2 separate regions of the Homo sapiens genome follow, and region 2 is linked to region 1. Evidence: chromatin loops called from intact Hi-C (ENCODE). Cell type or tissue: endothelial cell of umbilical vein. All regions are shown on one strand.

Region 1 (8,000 bases):
GATCCTATTTCACTTTTTTCTCCATGAACTCTGGGTATTTCAGCTTTTTTCTCCCAATTTAAATAGTTAAAAATGTGGCCCAGTAGGGGTACTTTTTCAATGGGTAAAATATTAATTCTTATAAGTCAAAATATGCTAGTGTCCTACAAGCATGCAGAGCAAAGTTTAAAAACTGATGTTAAAAACCCCACTTTGAAGTACATACTCAAAGATCAGGATCTGTAGGGAATCTAATCTGTTCTTAGGCTCTATCAGCTGGGTCATTTGGCATGGGACGAAAGCCCAAGGGACCTCATACGTTGGCTGCTGTTTGGTGGTAAATTCTGAGCTTCTCAGAAGCTGAGACATCTGAGCCAATTCCACATTTGGACACTTCTAATATATTTTTTAAAATGTGTTAAAATACTGCTACAAAAATTATGGTATTTTTCATACATTTATATTTAGCAAATAAATGTTTTTGTCCCAATAATAATTTTAATAACCATATGCACACCATGTTTTGGAGAAAGATTTTAAAGTTCAGCTTTGAGGCCCTTCTTCAATCTGAGGCCCAAGACAAATGGCCCTCTAACCCCACCCCTGTAATGAACCTGAGTAAACTCGAGCAGAAGACAGTATGAGGACCGCATTACTTCAAATGCTGATGTGAACTCAACTCCATCACCCTCCATCCTGGCAACAGTAAAGGAGTGGGAGATCAAAGGCCAGGATGAGGGACTTCAGATCAAGAGCTGCCCAGGACCCATGCAACCCTTGAGCCACATTTTCCAGAACTTGGATAGGCATTTGATGTCCAAAACGAGAAAACATATCCTGAAATAGCTTTCTCTGCTCTTGGAATATCAAGTTGTCAATAGCATTGTTCTGTTCTCCAACTTCCCCCCAACCCCACACCTAGGTTTTGCAATTTTCACCCATAACAAGTTGGTTCTAAGACCTCCAAATTCAAAGCCATCAAAGAAAGATATTGTTCCTCAAAAATTATGATGTATAATACTTGTGTTTCCAAAGCCCCTTTAGGGTGATCAAAAACAGATAATGATAGCAACCTATGTAAATATATGTCAACAGGATGCAAATATGATTCCAGGCTTTGGGCCTTATTGGGCATTCATTTAATGACTACACGGTACCAGGTCCCCTGAAGCATAGAAGCAGAAAAGCAAACCAAAGGCCTCTGGGATTCTAAGTCTTACTAGTAATGAAAGGGAGACGAGGAAAGTGATGCAAGAGCCTTCTGTGAGTGATGTCATGACAACCTCAACATCTCTTCCTCTGTTCAGGGAACATGAAGATGCTAACCTGGCAACTGTCAGTCTTAGCTTCCCACATTCTCCATAATCTGGTCTCACAATGCCTAATACATCTTGCATGTGACAAATGTCCACTGGCCTACATTAGTGCTTTGAAAATAAGTTAAAGCTTGGATTCAGAAAGCCTTTTCATTCTTTTTTAATTCTTGGTGGGTAAGTTTCCTACTTATAGTCTTCATATACGTTCAATTTTTTTTTTTTTTTTTGAGACAGTCTCTCGCTCTGTCACCAGACTGGAGTGCAGTGGCACGATCTCAGCTCACTGCAACCTCCAACTCCCTGGTTCAAGAATCTCTTGAACCAGGCACGCACCACCATGCCCAGCTAATTTTTGTATTTTTAGTAGAGACGGGGTTTCACCATGTTGTCCAGAAGGGTCTCGATCTCTTGACCTCATGATCCACCCGACTCAGCCTCCCAAAGTGCTGGGATTACAGGCGTGAGCCACCGCGCCCGGCCACGTTCAGTTATTTATTAATAGATGGGTCTACAGCAAGCTATATAACAGACATCCAAACATGTCTGTCATGTTGACTTCCCAGTTGTAAGAACATGTTCCCTGTTGTTTCACTTTGTGGTTTGGAGGTTTGAAAAAAAAAAAAGTTTCCAAAAAGAATATCAGAGTAAAGAAAATGCAGAAGGGTAGATAAATGTAATTTAAGAAAGTACAAGCATGATTCTCCAAGGAAAAAGGAGGATCTGGCATCAATTGAAGTCTATGCCCACCTAAAAGTAAAAAGCCAAATGGAGTTGTTCATTATAAATACATGTGTCTTTTTGCATAATGAAGAAATGAAATTTGCTCTCTCCACTCTCTCCATTGAGAGAACTGAATACAAATGCTATTTTGGGTCAGAGATAAAACAAACCCACAGCCCATTGCAGGAAGCCATCCTCAGCAGAAGAGATGGCCTCCTGAGAATACTGGACCCAGGAAGTTGGTGAGCTTTCGCGCCACCTCTCTGCTCAAAAGACAGTTTATTCTCTCCCCCTTGGTAGATACGCACTTCTAAATCTCAGCCACTCACCTAATTTTCTGTCTTGTAAGCAAGGCTTCAAAAGAAGGCTAGGTTACTGAGAGATGTGCACAATCCTTGAAAATTGCAGAAAGAAAGAACATATGCACTTTATAACATTCTCTTCAGTAGGGAATGTTCTGTGTTCCAGTAGTACCAACTTCAGGAGCTCCAGGATATCCACTGTGAAAACACAGGCAACCCTACTGGCCACTGGTCTTCCTTTGACCAGATAAGAGGTCACTCCTTTGGAATGGGTTATACCAGTAGGCTCTAGCCACATTGCCTTACATATACTCTACCCTTCAACCCTGTGGTAAGCACCTTTTAAAAGAGCTAAAAGCAATTAAAAAATATACCAAAGGCATCAAGGTGAATTATCAGACTACTGTCCCCTGATGAAAAATAATAACAACAACAGATGATGGCTTTCAAACAAGCTGAGAAAATGGACTTTATTTTTCTAGAAGTATTTCTTTATTTTTTTCCTAGTCCCAATGCACTTCGTACTTCTCTATTTATCATGCACTTCGTACTTCTCTATTTATCATGCACTTCGTAACTGCCTCAACATATCTGGCCCTTCTATCAACTGACGAACTTCTTGAGAACCCTGCCCTATTCTTCCTATTCATCCTCATATTTATAGAGCCTTCAGTGTAAGAGGAAATTAATAGACTCTCAATAAATGTTTGATGGACAGATAAATGTAGGAAAAATTAATGTACATCAGAGTGCAACAGGAACTAATATCCAAAATCCTTGAGATAAAAATGAAAGACCATCAAAGTAAAAATTTCCGATAGCTAATCATCCAAACATTAAAAGAGGACTTCATTGTTCTCCAGATGTCATCAGTGATTCATTACAAATAATTACATGCGTGTTCTAAATAATGGAATGTTGAAATGTACACTTGTCATCACCGGCACTATCAAACATGTTGGACACGCCCAAAATAGCTACAGTCCATATGACCAGGAAGAGAGTCACATCAAGGACTCCAGAGGTGATAATATCAGTGTCCCAGTAAAGTCTGGAAGTCATCGTCTTGAACAGGAAGCCTTAAGGAAGTTGAGGGCAGTTTGTTCACTTGACCCCAGAGTTGGGTTACACACCCACAGCACTTACTGAGGGGCAGGAAGTTGGAAGAGGACCTGGGGTCAGACCTCTGCAATGGTGTGAAGTAGATGAAGTTTGTCTTCACCTCCTCTTTCATTGCCCTCCTCATCTCCCCACCAACCCTGATCTGTCATCCTTCGTAATCACAATGGCAAAGGCCCAACGGAGTCACTCATACTATCGTATAAATAACTCATTATGATTGTATAAATTAGGCTTCCACAGCATTTGCCTTTTTAGTAGAAGCAGTGCTGTTATTCTGTGTAATAGCAGAATTTCTACCATCAAAATAGCAAGGGACATATTTGAGGGATGATGGTCAGTGCCAGCTTGAAGTTGAGTAGGCAGCTACCCACTGAAGCAGCTATATGCATTTTTTAATTTTTAGAAATTTAAGATTCAGGCCTTGGATCTCTTGTGACTATGTGACTGACTATTCATGTTGGAAAAATAAACATTTCCACCTCCTAGAGTGGCTGATAGCAAGAGGGTATGAGGCTTCAGATGTTGATCCGTGATTCTCTAGAGACCTCTAGTGGTCAGAAGAGGAACTCACATTTGTTATGAACAGAAAGATGAGGGAATGCTGACCGGTGAAAAATGAAGGCCTACAATCTGGTGATTGCCATTAAAGAAACATTTGGAACTTTCAGTAATGGAAGGTTTGAGTCATTTACTTTTCCATCTACTTTTTCTCTCTCTCCTTTCTCTTCTGTATCCATGCTACAATCTCATTTGCCTTAATGCCTTGGAAGGCACTTGTCCTTACTGTCCTTATTATCCATTTTCATTGCTTTATCTGGGTCGTCCACACAAAGAAACCAACTTGCCCTTCACAGGATCCATATTTCCCTCATGCAATCCATGGGCTCCTACATCTTCCTTCACCCTTGGCAGCTCTTGGTCTTGTTACTCATACCTACATGTGCTCCCAGATAAGTACAGGAATAGGCTTATCTTCACCCTTATTCTGCCAGGAGAGTGTTTCTTATTCTGCCATTGAGATGGACTGTCCCAAGGGATTAAATTTTAAGAGGTGGATTACAGTTACTGCTGGTTTGTTGGTTCGCTGTGAAGCTCAGGAAACAGAAACAGCCAAGTTTCCAAGATATATATTTAACAGGAGAAGAGTCAAAAAAAAGATTTAAAATGCCAAACTTTACAGGAAATTCAGAGACAACCCTTCCCAACAAATAAAAATCATCCCCACAGATTTGTGGTAGAAGCAATATAAGTAACTATGTTAGCCTGAAGCCTTTATAGGTAGACTTTTCAGCTGCTCTCTTTTGTTTACCTATCCCAATTTTTATTATACAACTACTAAAATTATATAGATATATACATCATATATTAAGATATATACTCACCAACGTGTAAAAGAAGGGCATTCTTCTAAAATTAGATTGCAGCTCTTCCTGGCTTTGAAGTAATCACACCCCAGTAATAGAAAGAGGTAGAACATATCAACAGGAATGGGGTGTGGGCTGCCAGTTCATCATCTGTCAATCTTACCTGAGATCCTGCTTTGCCTTAAGATTCAATTCCAAGACCATGAATAGATGTTTATGATTTTTTTTAATGCCCACTGCGGATGAAGCCTTTCTTCCTTTTTCTGAGAGGTCTGAATTTGAGAGACAGCGTGGGTCAGGCCAATGATAGAAGCAACAGACCCCAAAGGACCTCCTCAATCTGGACCCACACTTAGACAGTGTCTTCTCAGTTACAGGAGCATAGGACTTCCTATAACCCTATCAAATTAATGATTGGTCCAAAAAATCAACAGAAACATAGTTATAAATGGCTAATTAATAGGGAGTTGTGTCCTAGTAGTTTATGGCCTCGGAGAGCTTTTTAAGCAAAGGGTTAAGTGGGGGGGAAAAGGAGCAGGAAACCAACCTTACTTTGGTTGGCTCCCTTAGCTCACCTCAACTTGGAAAGAGCAGAGCCGAGTGAACAACATTTGACAATATTTCTGTGGCATTATCAAAATCCAGGGCCATAATCTTGATATAAAAGCAAGCTAGTTTCTCTGACACGAGTATTTGGTTATAACAGGGTGAGGTTCATTATTAAAAACCACCCATTTGTTAATCACTAAAATATTCATTGAATGCCTAATATATGAAGGCTATCACACTGAGTTTGCAAAAAATTTTGGTTTTATACTGCTTCCATTTTCCAAAACCATAAGAATGTGTTTATGTGTAGAAAATAAAAATTTAATGGTATTTGAAGAGCTGATACCATAATCCCTCTTAGGAAAGAAACCTTTCTTTGGCTACAGTGCTGTGGGAGAAAGTGAGCCCCTGAAGGTCTGAGGGTCGTAAGAACAAAATAGTAAGGCAAGGGCTGTGCTGTTCTCCCACTTCTCCACGGGAGGACATGAGAGGCCTCCGGTGTTGCTCCAGGGTGAAGGAGGAGAAGGAGAGAGATGAAGAGCCAAACAAGTGAGGCAGCGTGAGGATGGGAAGTATGTACGGCCAGGAAGTCAAGGAAGAATCCAAAAGTGGTGAGCTGACTGACTTTTAAGGAAAAAAGGTGGTCAAAAATAAGGATTGCTTTAAAAACAAGAACTGAAGAGTCAGCAAGGCTCGGATCTCTGCAGCAAAGCCTCCCCTAACTCTCCACCATCCACCCAGTGCCCCTCTCAGTCCAGAGAGTGGCGCCACCTACAGGGTTGTTCCCAGAGACCATTGCTTCTGACTCATTGCTCCAAACCCTTTCAGGCCCTGCCAACCCAGCCCATGCCAATTGCTCAAGTCTTTAGAAATGCATAAAAGAAATAAGCAATTTGGTAAATTAGTAAATTCTTCTAATTCAGCAAATTGGTCACTCGACAATTGTCAAATTGGTTTTTGGGAAATTGGACAGCTTGTCCTAGAGCTGGGAGAGTATAATCATCTCGGGGCTCTGGCAAGTCGACCCGCCATTCCACTCAGGTCAGCGCTTTATGCTCACTCCTTCCATTCTCCTTCTTTCCCTCAGTAAATGTCAAAGCGCCTGAAATTCAAGAGCCAGCACTCATTCTCTGAGAGAGGGTTAACAGTTTAGACTCAGGCCTGCAGAGATCATCTCTGACAAAAAGCTCATATCTACAGGTCTTCTTTAAACAAAAAGTTAAAAGAAAATGACTAACCAGGGCTACCCATAAGAAGAAATACTCGGTAATGAGACAGGCTACTATCAACCCAAGAAGATTATGTCAGAAGTAGGGTAGAATCCAGTGGTTGGAATTCATAACACTTTGAGATTATAAGTGTGTCCCAGGGCACAGCTGCAAAGTGGAGTGCATGTGGGTCAGTGGAGGGCCCTCCAGCTCCACCTCTGGTGCTGTGTCCACCAGCTGGGGAGGGAAGAATCAAGCCCATGTACAGCTCCTTTTCTCCCCTAGAATCCTCTCATTGCATCATTCAGCATTTCAGCCTTAGATGCCATGAAGGGGACAGTGCTCAGACCCTCTGCCCTTCAGAGAGACCATCCCGTACTCTGTTGCTGAATGGGAGACCACACGGCTCCTCTGGGCGACTCTTCCAGAACAGTCTGGGACTGAGCTCCACCACAGATCCTGGGTGTGGCTGGTTCACAGGCTTGGACTGCCCAGAGCACAGCTGGCCAGGAAAAACAGGGCAGAAGGAATGTTGGTGGCAGGGAGGAAGCAGAGAACAGCATCTGCTCTTCTTACCTCATTTAGGCCCCTTATTACTATCTCTCTCCTTCACCAAGAATATAGAGAAAGGTAACAGACACTGAAGAGAGGTTTTACTGCAACAAACAGGAAAACTTCAAATGGGACCATTATAATCACACAAAAATCCACAGAGCACATGACACCGCCTTTGGCAGCCCCCACACTGGACCTACCAACATTCTGCATCCTGACAGCCAGAGACACGTCTGCAGAAATGTGCACCAATAGCAGCATTCAAGTCCCATGCTGGGAAAGAGGACATAGGTAAGTGTGTATCTCCCCCATCAATTCACCCACAAGTCCTAAGGTCCTGCCTAAAACCAAGCCACAGAGAGGGCTCTCAGACTGTTTCCATCCAGGTGGGAGGCAGAGGGATGACCAATGTACCCAATATCACACCTGGAGTCCCCCTGCTTGGGGCCATCTGAGCAGCAGAAACAGTAACCTTAAGGCTGGCCTCTGCAGACAGACTGGGAGCTTACATAGAAGGAGGGCCAGCAATTCTATTCTCAGGCTTAACAAGTACCTGGGTGTGGTGGCTCATGCCTGTAATCCCAGCACTTTGGGAGGCCAAGGCAGAGGAATCACTAGAGCCCAGGAATTCAAGACCAGCCTGGGAAACATGGTAAAATCCTGTCTCTATAAAAATTTCAAAAATTACCCGGGGCTTGATGGTGTGCCCCTGTAGTCCCAGCTACTGGGGAGGCTGAGGTGAGAGGATCACCTGAGCCTGGGGGTTCAAGGCTGTGGTGAGCCATGAATGCACAACTGCACTCCAGCCTGGGTGACAGAATGAAACCGTGTCTCAAAAAAAAAAAAAGAAAGGCGATGTTATCATGAAGAAACAAAGGCCATCTT
Region 2 (8,000 bases), 140 kb before region 1:
GAAAAGCATGTTCCTCAACTAGTGGTTTTATAACTATGGATTGGGAATAAACCTTTTCTTGACTTCTTTAAAACTGATTTTCAGTGGGTTCTGAATTCAAAAACTGACTCCTGTCCAGAAGCTGGGCAAGGGATTATGACTTTTGGGTGGCCTGCCCTCAGCCTCCTGATTGTTTGTCGTTGGTTTCATTTGATAGTACAGATTCTGTAATGTCCTTGTTGGCTGCCCATCTATTTAGCCCCTAGGGATCTCATGTTCTATTAGCCATCTCCAAAACTCTCTGTGGCTCAGGCTCCTGTAGCAGCCCCTCCAACCTTGCCACTCATTGTAATATTTGAGTCCAAAGATATATATATTAGCACCATGCCTCTATAGTTTTGAAGTCCTACCATACCAGATATGTTTTGGCTGGATGTTTAACTCACTTTGGAGCTCTACTAATTTCATAACTAAGTGTTGGGCTCTCTCTGCCTTTCTACTGTAGAAGATGAATTGTTGCTTTATATGTTACCAAGGAGACCCTCTGGCTTTCACACTTAGCTTTTAATTGTCAATTAAATGGTCTTAGCTTTTTGTTGTTTTCTCTAGAGCATCAGTTGAGCTTAGCAATGGTCATCCAATTCCATTGTCCTTATAGTTACTATTTTCCTGTAATTTTCAAGTGCTAGAAACATCATGCAAACTAGTGCATTTCTTTCCATTGATAGATCATTCCAACTCTCCACCACAGAAAGTTCTAACAATTAAACCATTTTCTATTTTATGCCAGGAGCTAAATGTGTTCCACCTACCATCAGTTTTGAAGTCTCCAGGGCCAGCTGAGAGTCAATGATACAGCTTTAAAATCTCATTCCCAAGTTTGTTTTCTTTGGCCACTCAGGTACCATTTGTTGCAGATTGGGTTTCCAAGGAAGCCAAGACTGAGACAGAAATTAGCATGCAGGAGGTTTATTGAGAAAGGCAAGGCCAGGCGCAGTAGCTCATGCCTGTAATCCCAGCACTTTGGGAGGCCGAGGCGGGTGGATCACAAGGTCAGGAGCTCAAGACCAGCCTGGCCAGCATGGTGAAACCCCGTCTCTACTAAAAATACAAAAATTAGCTCGGCATGGTGTCCCGCACCTGTAGTCCCAGCTACTCGGGGGGCTGCGGCAGGAGAATCGCTTGAACCTGAGAGGCGGAGGTTGCAGTGAACCAAGATTGCGCCACTGCACTCCAGCCTGGATGACAGAGCGAGACTCTGTCTCAAAAGGGAAGGGGAGGGGAGGGGAGGGGAGGGAGCAGGATTGGCCAGAGAGGGAAGTCAAGATGTGATGCATTCTCAATGGAAAGCCTGAACTGACCATGTGGGGAGTTCTAAAGATCGATTGACCATTCGGAGTGCACCATGTTGGTCTATCAGTCATTTCGTTTGAGCTGCCCTGGAAAGTGGGTGTGAAGTTGGTTGAGGAGGCCCCCGTCTTCTTAAGAAACTGGCAGTTAAGGGCTATCTGCTGGTGACACTCCCAGCCACTGAAATGATAAGTCCTTTAATCCTGAAGAGGGATATGGGTAGCACATCACAATCCTCCTACCAGTGATTTAAAACTTGTATCACGATATAATGACCTCATAACTTATATAATGCTTTTTTTCTTGAAGTCGATTTTATCTTCCACAATATAACTATACCAACTTTCTCTTGGTTTGCATTTTATTGTTTATACGATTATTATATAACTTATATTATTGCATTTATCATTTTCTGTTGTTTTACTTAAAACGTTTTGGTCTTTATGTTTTAGATATGATCTTACAAACAGTATATGGTTGGATTTTTTAAAATCCAGTCTTGATAATCTATACCTTTTACTAGAGAGCTCACCTTACAACTATTATTATTGATATATTCAGATTTATTACTACCTATTTAGGGTGCTTTTTTTTTTGTCCCAACATTTCTGCATTCATTTTTCTTCTCTTTCTTGGTTTCCTGCCTTCTTTTCTTACTTTTTTAATAAATTTCATTTTTTCCTATTGTTCAAAACACATATACCCTCTTACATTCATTTAGTTGATGGCTTTACAAATTTTAATATACATACATAATCCAATATAAACAGTGTAAGTTATTTACTTTTCTTTCCTGTTAAATAATACAAGGAATTAGTATGTTTTACACCTAATCCTTCCTCTTGGTTTACAAGATTTATTTTCTTAAGCATTTTAGCTTGTTTTTCATTAACTCCACAAATTAAATCTTAAAACTATTGTTTTATAAATCAATGTAGGCCATTTGTCTTTCATATTTTTAAGATATTTTTAAGATCTCTCTTAGATATTATGCAGTTTTGCTAAACTTTTTCTAGATAAACATGTTATTTTATATTTCTTAAATCTGTAAATTCATATCTTTCATTAATTTTTGAAAAATCATCAGGTATATTTCTTTGCAGATTTTCTCTTAATCATTTTTTCTATTTTCTTTCTAGTATGCAATTAACTATATGGTAGACCATCTCTCTCTATCTTCCATGTCACTTAATATGTCTTTCATATTTCCAACTCTTTCTATCCCTGTCATGAATGCTAGCTTTTATTTTTTCAGATTTATCTTCCAAACTAATTCCCTAGTAAGTTGTGTCTAATATGTCTATTGAGTGTCTAGTTTCAATTATGGTTTTTTTCAAATCTGTATGGTAATTTTTGATAATTTCTTATTTTCTGCTAACATTTTCAATTCTATACTTTATTTATTTAAACAAGTAAACTTATACAACTGAATCTGAGTTAGCCAATATCTATAGTATTTTTATGTCTGATTCTACAATTTGTTGTTTTTAGCTTTTGGTGGTTTATTTCTTCAGATGTTTCGTAATTTTTAAAATTGTGAAGTTAATTATTTGGACCTTTATCCATGTGAATTCTTTAAAATTTTTTTTTGTTTTCAGAGTTAAGTTGTATTTGCAACTGCCAAGCTTGGAAAGGGAGAAGAAGTATATTTCCAATTGAACACTACTTTAAATTTTCAGCTTCAAGTTTTTTTGAGCTACTTGGGAATAGCATAAATTATTTCTCCAAGCATACATAAGGGTGGTCTTGTGGTTGGAAATTCTCAAGGGTAGACATTCTCCCCCTCTATTCAGAAGCAAGGCTAAGAAGGCACATTTCCTTTCTATGGCTTTCTGTGGAGTGGGATTTGTTTTAAACTCAGCCTCTAAAGGGATTGTCATTCAGTAGTCTCAGTTTTGTGCATGGGTCTTGGATTTATTATCCCACCTTAGATCAGCCATAGGCTGGAATAGGTGTTCCCAAAAACCCAAACTCCATCCCACCCAAGACTTGCATTTGTCCGAGATGATTTATTGACCTCTCTGAATTCATGCTTCCTTGTCCATTTCATATCTGAGGATTTTACTTTCTTGCCAGTTATGTAATTATAAAGCTTCTCAAAAAAATTTTTTATCCAGAATTTTTTTTTGTTGTTTTTACTGGGACAAGGTTTCTGGTGTTTAGTCTGCTATACTGTCAGAAACTTAAGTCCTACTTTACCTTTAAACCCATTCTAATCTGACATCTAGCCTTATCTCTTCATTGAAATGTTCTTGTTTTGGACATTTTTTGTATGTTGAAACTATCACCTCACTTAGCTCTGCTATAATGCTCCACCCCTTCCCCCTCTTCCCCTTTTTAAATTCCCTCCCTTGGTAACAGTTTATTCTCAGTCTCTTTTGCTGTCATCTTTTTCTCTTTCTTACCTCTAAATGGGTCCTCAGAGTTCTATCTTAGGCCACCTTTTCTATTTCCTTTTCTTCCTCCTCTGAGGTGATTCCGTTAATTCTCATGACATTAAATAGCAGTCACATGCTCACCACTCTAATTTATTTCTATAGCCCAGACCTCTACTCTGGGTTCCAGACTCATCCATCCAGTTAACAACATGACATCTCACTGGATGTCTAGAGGTTTCTCAAACTTAAACTGGAACTCTTGGTTTTTCTCCCTAGACATGGGTCTTCTTCACTTATTCCCTTTGACAGTAAAAAGGAGTTCTATACACCCAGTTGTCAAATCAAAATCCTAGGAGTCATCTCTCACTCCTAAATCCAAATCATCAAGACCTGACTTTCCTGCCATAAAAATCTTATTGCATATGTAAAACTCTTATACTCTCCACTTCTCTTCCTTATCACTACCACTACCCTAGTTCCCTAGTTCAAACCATAATTATCTGTAGTTTGGACTCCTACAAATTCTTGCCTCTCTCTCCATCAAGGTTTTTGCACTTTCTATTTCTTCGGCCTAGAACACTTACTCCTGTGCTCTTGACATAATTATTCCATTTCATTCTTTAGATCTCAGCTTAATTTTACTTCTTCAGAGAGATCATCTTTGATTACTCATGCTATCCTTGCATTCTATTTTCTTCCTACTCTATTTACAATTTTATTTATTTTTTGATTTATTGGTTTATTTGTAACTGTTCACTCCCAGCCTTCTCAAATGTAAGCTCTCTCAGTGCAGGAAGTTTTACATTCCCAGTATCTGTCTTGCATTTGTCTGTCTTGTTCACTTTGTATTCCCAGTATCTAGTATATTATCAGGTACAAAAGAAGCATTCAATAATACAAGTTATTTGTTTACAAAATGTCTTAAAAAATGAGTCTGTGGTATGATGATAGAATAATACCATTTCAGTCAAGTTTGCCTCCTGTAGGGGGCAGGAGATATTTCTAGGTCTCTAAATTCACACTATGATGATAGCTTCCACTCTTCAGGATTATGCAGATCTAGAAGAAACAGGTAACTCTGTTTCAGATGCCTCTCTTAAATACAAACTAGGCACTTACATTAGTACTGTATCTTCTCTGAGAATGCTGAATGTTTGGTTAAAATTGATGTCATATAATAGCAAAATTACAAGCTATACCAGGCCAGTGGCAGCCAGGTCATTGAATATATTCAGCATCTAACACTAAAAATCATGGGTTAGAAAATGAACAAACGAATGATCTCTTAGGATCTCTGACACATTTCATGTACATACAGCCTTCACTTCAAATCTAAATTTTGCAAGTTTGTGCTGTATGAATTGAATGGCTGAGAGGGCTCTGAGAGACCAATAATGTGTTCATTTACTGCTCTTGTTAATTCTCTAAATGATAAACTCCTGAACCTAGTGCTATAGATGGAATTGTGTCCCCCAGAAATTTATCTTCTGAAGCCCTAACCCTCTATTTGATGGTATTTGGAGATGAGGCCTTCGGAAGTTAATTAGAGTTAAGTGAGTGCATGAGGGTAGCAGTCCTATGATGAGATTAGTGGCATTGTAAGAGAAAGAAGGAGAAAGAGCTCTCTCTCTACTATGTGAGAACACAAGAAAATGGCCATCTGCAAGCCAGGACGCAGGCCCTTACCAGGAAGCAAATCAAATGACACCTTGATCTTGGACTTTCCAGGCTCGAGAATTGTGAGAAATATGTTATTGTCACTCCATATATGGTATTTTTAAAGGCACCTCAGCAGACTAATACACCTAGTTTATCATATAGGCTGGTAACATCATAATTCTTCTTTTTAAATCTTCCATTACAGGGAGAAGACATCGCAAGGGTGCTGACAACCCACTCAGCAGTGAGGAAGTAACAGCTGTGGGAACTTTCAAAATCAGAGCAATGTTGATCACCCTGCATGTGCAAACCAAATATAGTGACTAGTCAAATCTAATGACTAGAATGAAATTTCTCATGTGGAATGGAAAACTTTTGGTCCATATCAATTCTATAAACTGACAGGCTGAAATACCCAATCAGTCTATATTCTGAAATCTACTGAGTCAAAGAAGCAAATCCTGAAATAGCAAACCACTATAATTAGGTATAGATTCACTCCATAATAGGACCCTATAAACAATGAAAAGAGATTGTGTAATTTGGAAGAAAATGTCATTCAATTATATATAAGGGAAGCAAACTGTGTTTGGATTTAGAAAGCAAGTTATTTGCCAGGACATAAGACTAACAATTTATTAGGATAATTACTGCATAATTTATATGGCTTGAAGGTTAAGGATTTTTAAATAAAGTTAGTTAGCATAAGATATTTCAATTGCTTAACTTAGTTATAATCCCTTCTCTGCCCTCCCACTTATCTGCTGTGTGAACCTGGGCAATTAACTTTCCTATGTTAAGTTGTCACATCTTAAAATGAAATAGTAGCAATTTACCTCATATTTTACTTATTGACCTATATGATGCCAAGTGCAAGGCTTCTAAGCACACCACAAATATTAATTTCTTTATTCTTTGTAACAATTCCCTGAGCTGAGAAACATTTTTATCTCCTCTTTAGAGATGAAGAAACTGGGGCAAAGAGCAGTTTGGTTATCTCACCCAAGATCACACAACTAGTAAGGTGTGTAGCAGGGCTTCCTTCCCAGGGTGTCTGGCTCTGAGGTTGAGATTTAGTCACCTCACTATGCATAGTGGACAGAATACTGTTGTCATCTTAGCAAACACAGAACAGGATTGCAATTGCAAATGGCTAACTAAAGAAATAAGAATGAAAAGAAATGGAACTTGAACACACCTGTCCCAGGAAGATGACATAATGTGGAGCCTCATGATATCACTCCAATTTGTACCATGCAACTTGGGGAATTATTTTTGCAGGAACAAAAAGAAGAGCTGTCTTTTGTAAGTTAGAAAGCTTTTGGAAGAGATTAACACCAGGAGTTATTAAAGGGCAGGCAAGAGGGAGAGACATACCAGGGGAGTGGTATGGGAAGGAGAGAGAGGACTGTGGCTCCTGGAGGTGAATGGTACCCATGCTGTGCTTCATGGTGCAATCTCAGTCAGGCTGGCTACTTCCTGGGATAAGAGAGCAAGAATTTCGGCAGTGAGTTGCCAGCTTTGGCAAGGATTCCTGAGCCTCACATGCCATCTGGAAGGAAAGAACTTCTCAACCTCAAGGGGCCACCAAGACCCAAGACTATAAAGTCATCAGGGATATTATGAGAGGGAGATTAAAGGTACTTCTCCATCTTCTGGGAAATTGAAGAGATGAAAGAATGGAGAGGTATGATGCTGAGAGGCAGAAGGGACTCCAATAATGATTGAGGTGGAATTTACTGTCTATTCCCTATGACAGCCGTCCCCAGCATTTTTGACACCAGGGACAGGTTTCATGGAAGGCAATCTTCCCACAGATGTGGGAGAGGGGTGGGAAGGATTCAAGTGCATTACATTTATTGTGCACTTTACTTCTGTTATGATTACATCCTCACCATAATGTAGAATCAGTGGGAGCCCTGAGCTTGTTTTCCTGCAACTAGACGGTCCCATCTGGGGGTGATGGGAGGCAGTGACAGATTATCAGGCATTAGATTTTCATAAGGAGTATGCAACCTAGATCCCTCACATGCACAGTTCATAATAGGGTTCGTACTCCCATAAGAACCTAATGCTGCTGCTGATCTGACAGGAGGCAGGGCTCAGCTTCACTTACCCACTGCTCACCTCCTGCTGTGTGGCCTGCTTCCTAACAGGCCACAGACTGGTACTGGTCTGTGGCTCAGGGGTTGGGGACTCCTGCCCTATCACGTAGGTTCAGAGTTGAAATCAAATTAAATTAAAGGCAATAAGGTGGTATTTCTCACACCTCTGGATGTAGGGACTAGGATGCATACCTGTTACAAAGATGCTGTGAAAGTTCAAAAGAAGGATTAGTACCTTCTATCTGAAAGAGAGGGATGCAGATATTTCAGCTAGGTCTTGAAGGCTGGGGGGTGACCTATGGCAGAGACAAAGGAGGATGTTCCAGACAGAAAAACAAGCAGAAGCAAAGGTAGAGGGGAAGAATATATGCAAACTCCTTGGGAGATGAGGAATATTCTAGATTATCCAGAGAAGGGGGGATACAAAAATATAGGACCATGTGAATACTGAATGTTTGATTATATTAATGAATTGATGTTTGGGGAGTTTACAGAATGTACTGTATTTACATGTAACAATTTTAGACAA

What was found. Hi-C counts contacts between places; a loop is a spot of excess contacts. Peaks named below come from ENCODE experiments on the same cell type or tissue, not always from the same donor. Only the 100,000 strongest peaks of a DNase experiment are listed, where the experiment ranks them.
Region 2: it touches region 1 in a loop (8-fold over the local background); 17 of 110 quality-filtered maps call a loop at or near these places.

What each region holds. Positions count from the first base shown.
Region 1 is chr5:82,347,979-82,355,978 of GRCh38, reverse strand. No RefSeq gene overlaps it. Among named protein-coding and RNA genes, the nearest start is that of RPS23, 74 kb to the right of the region's middle. RefSeq lists an enhancer at 2,486-3,685. In endothelial cell of umbilical vein, CTCF peaks have their summits at 3,985 (motif pointing left) and 6,118 (motif pointing left); DNase peaks (open chromatin) are centred at 3,348, 3,508 and 3,938; H3K27ac peaks cover 665 bases.
Region 2 is chr5:82,491,832-82,499,831 of GRCh38, reverse strand. No RefSeq gene overlaps it. Among named protein-coding and RNA genes, the nearest start is that of RPS23, 220 kb to the right of the region's middle. In endothelial cell of umbilical vein, no CTCF peak of the experiment used is centred here; no DNase peak of the experiment used is centred here.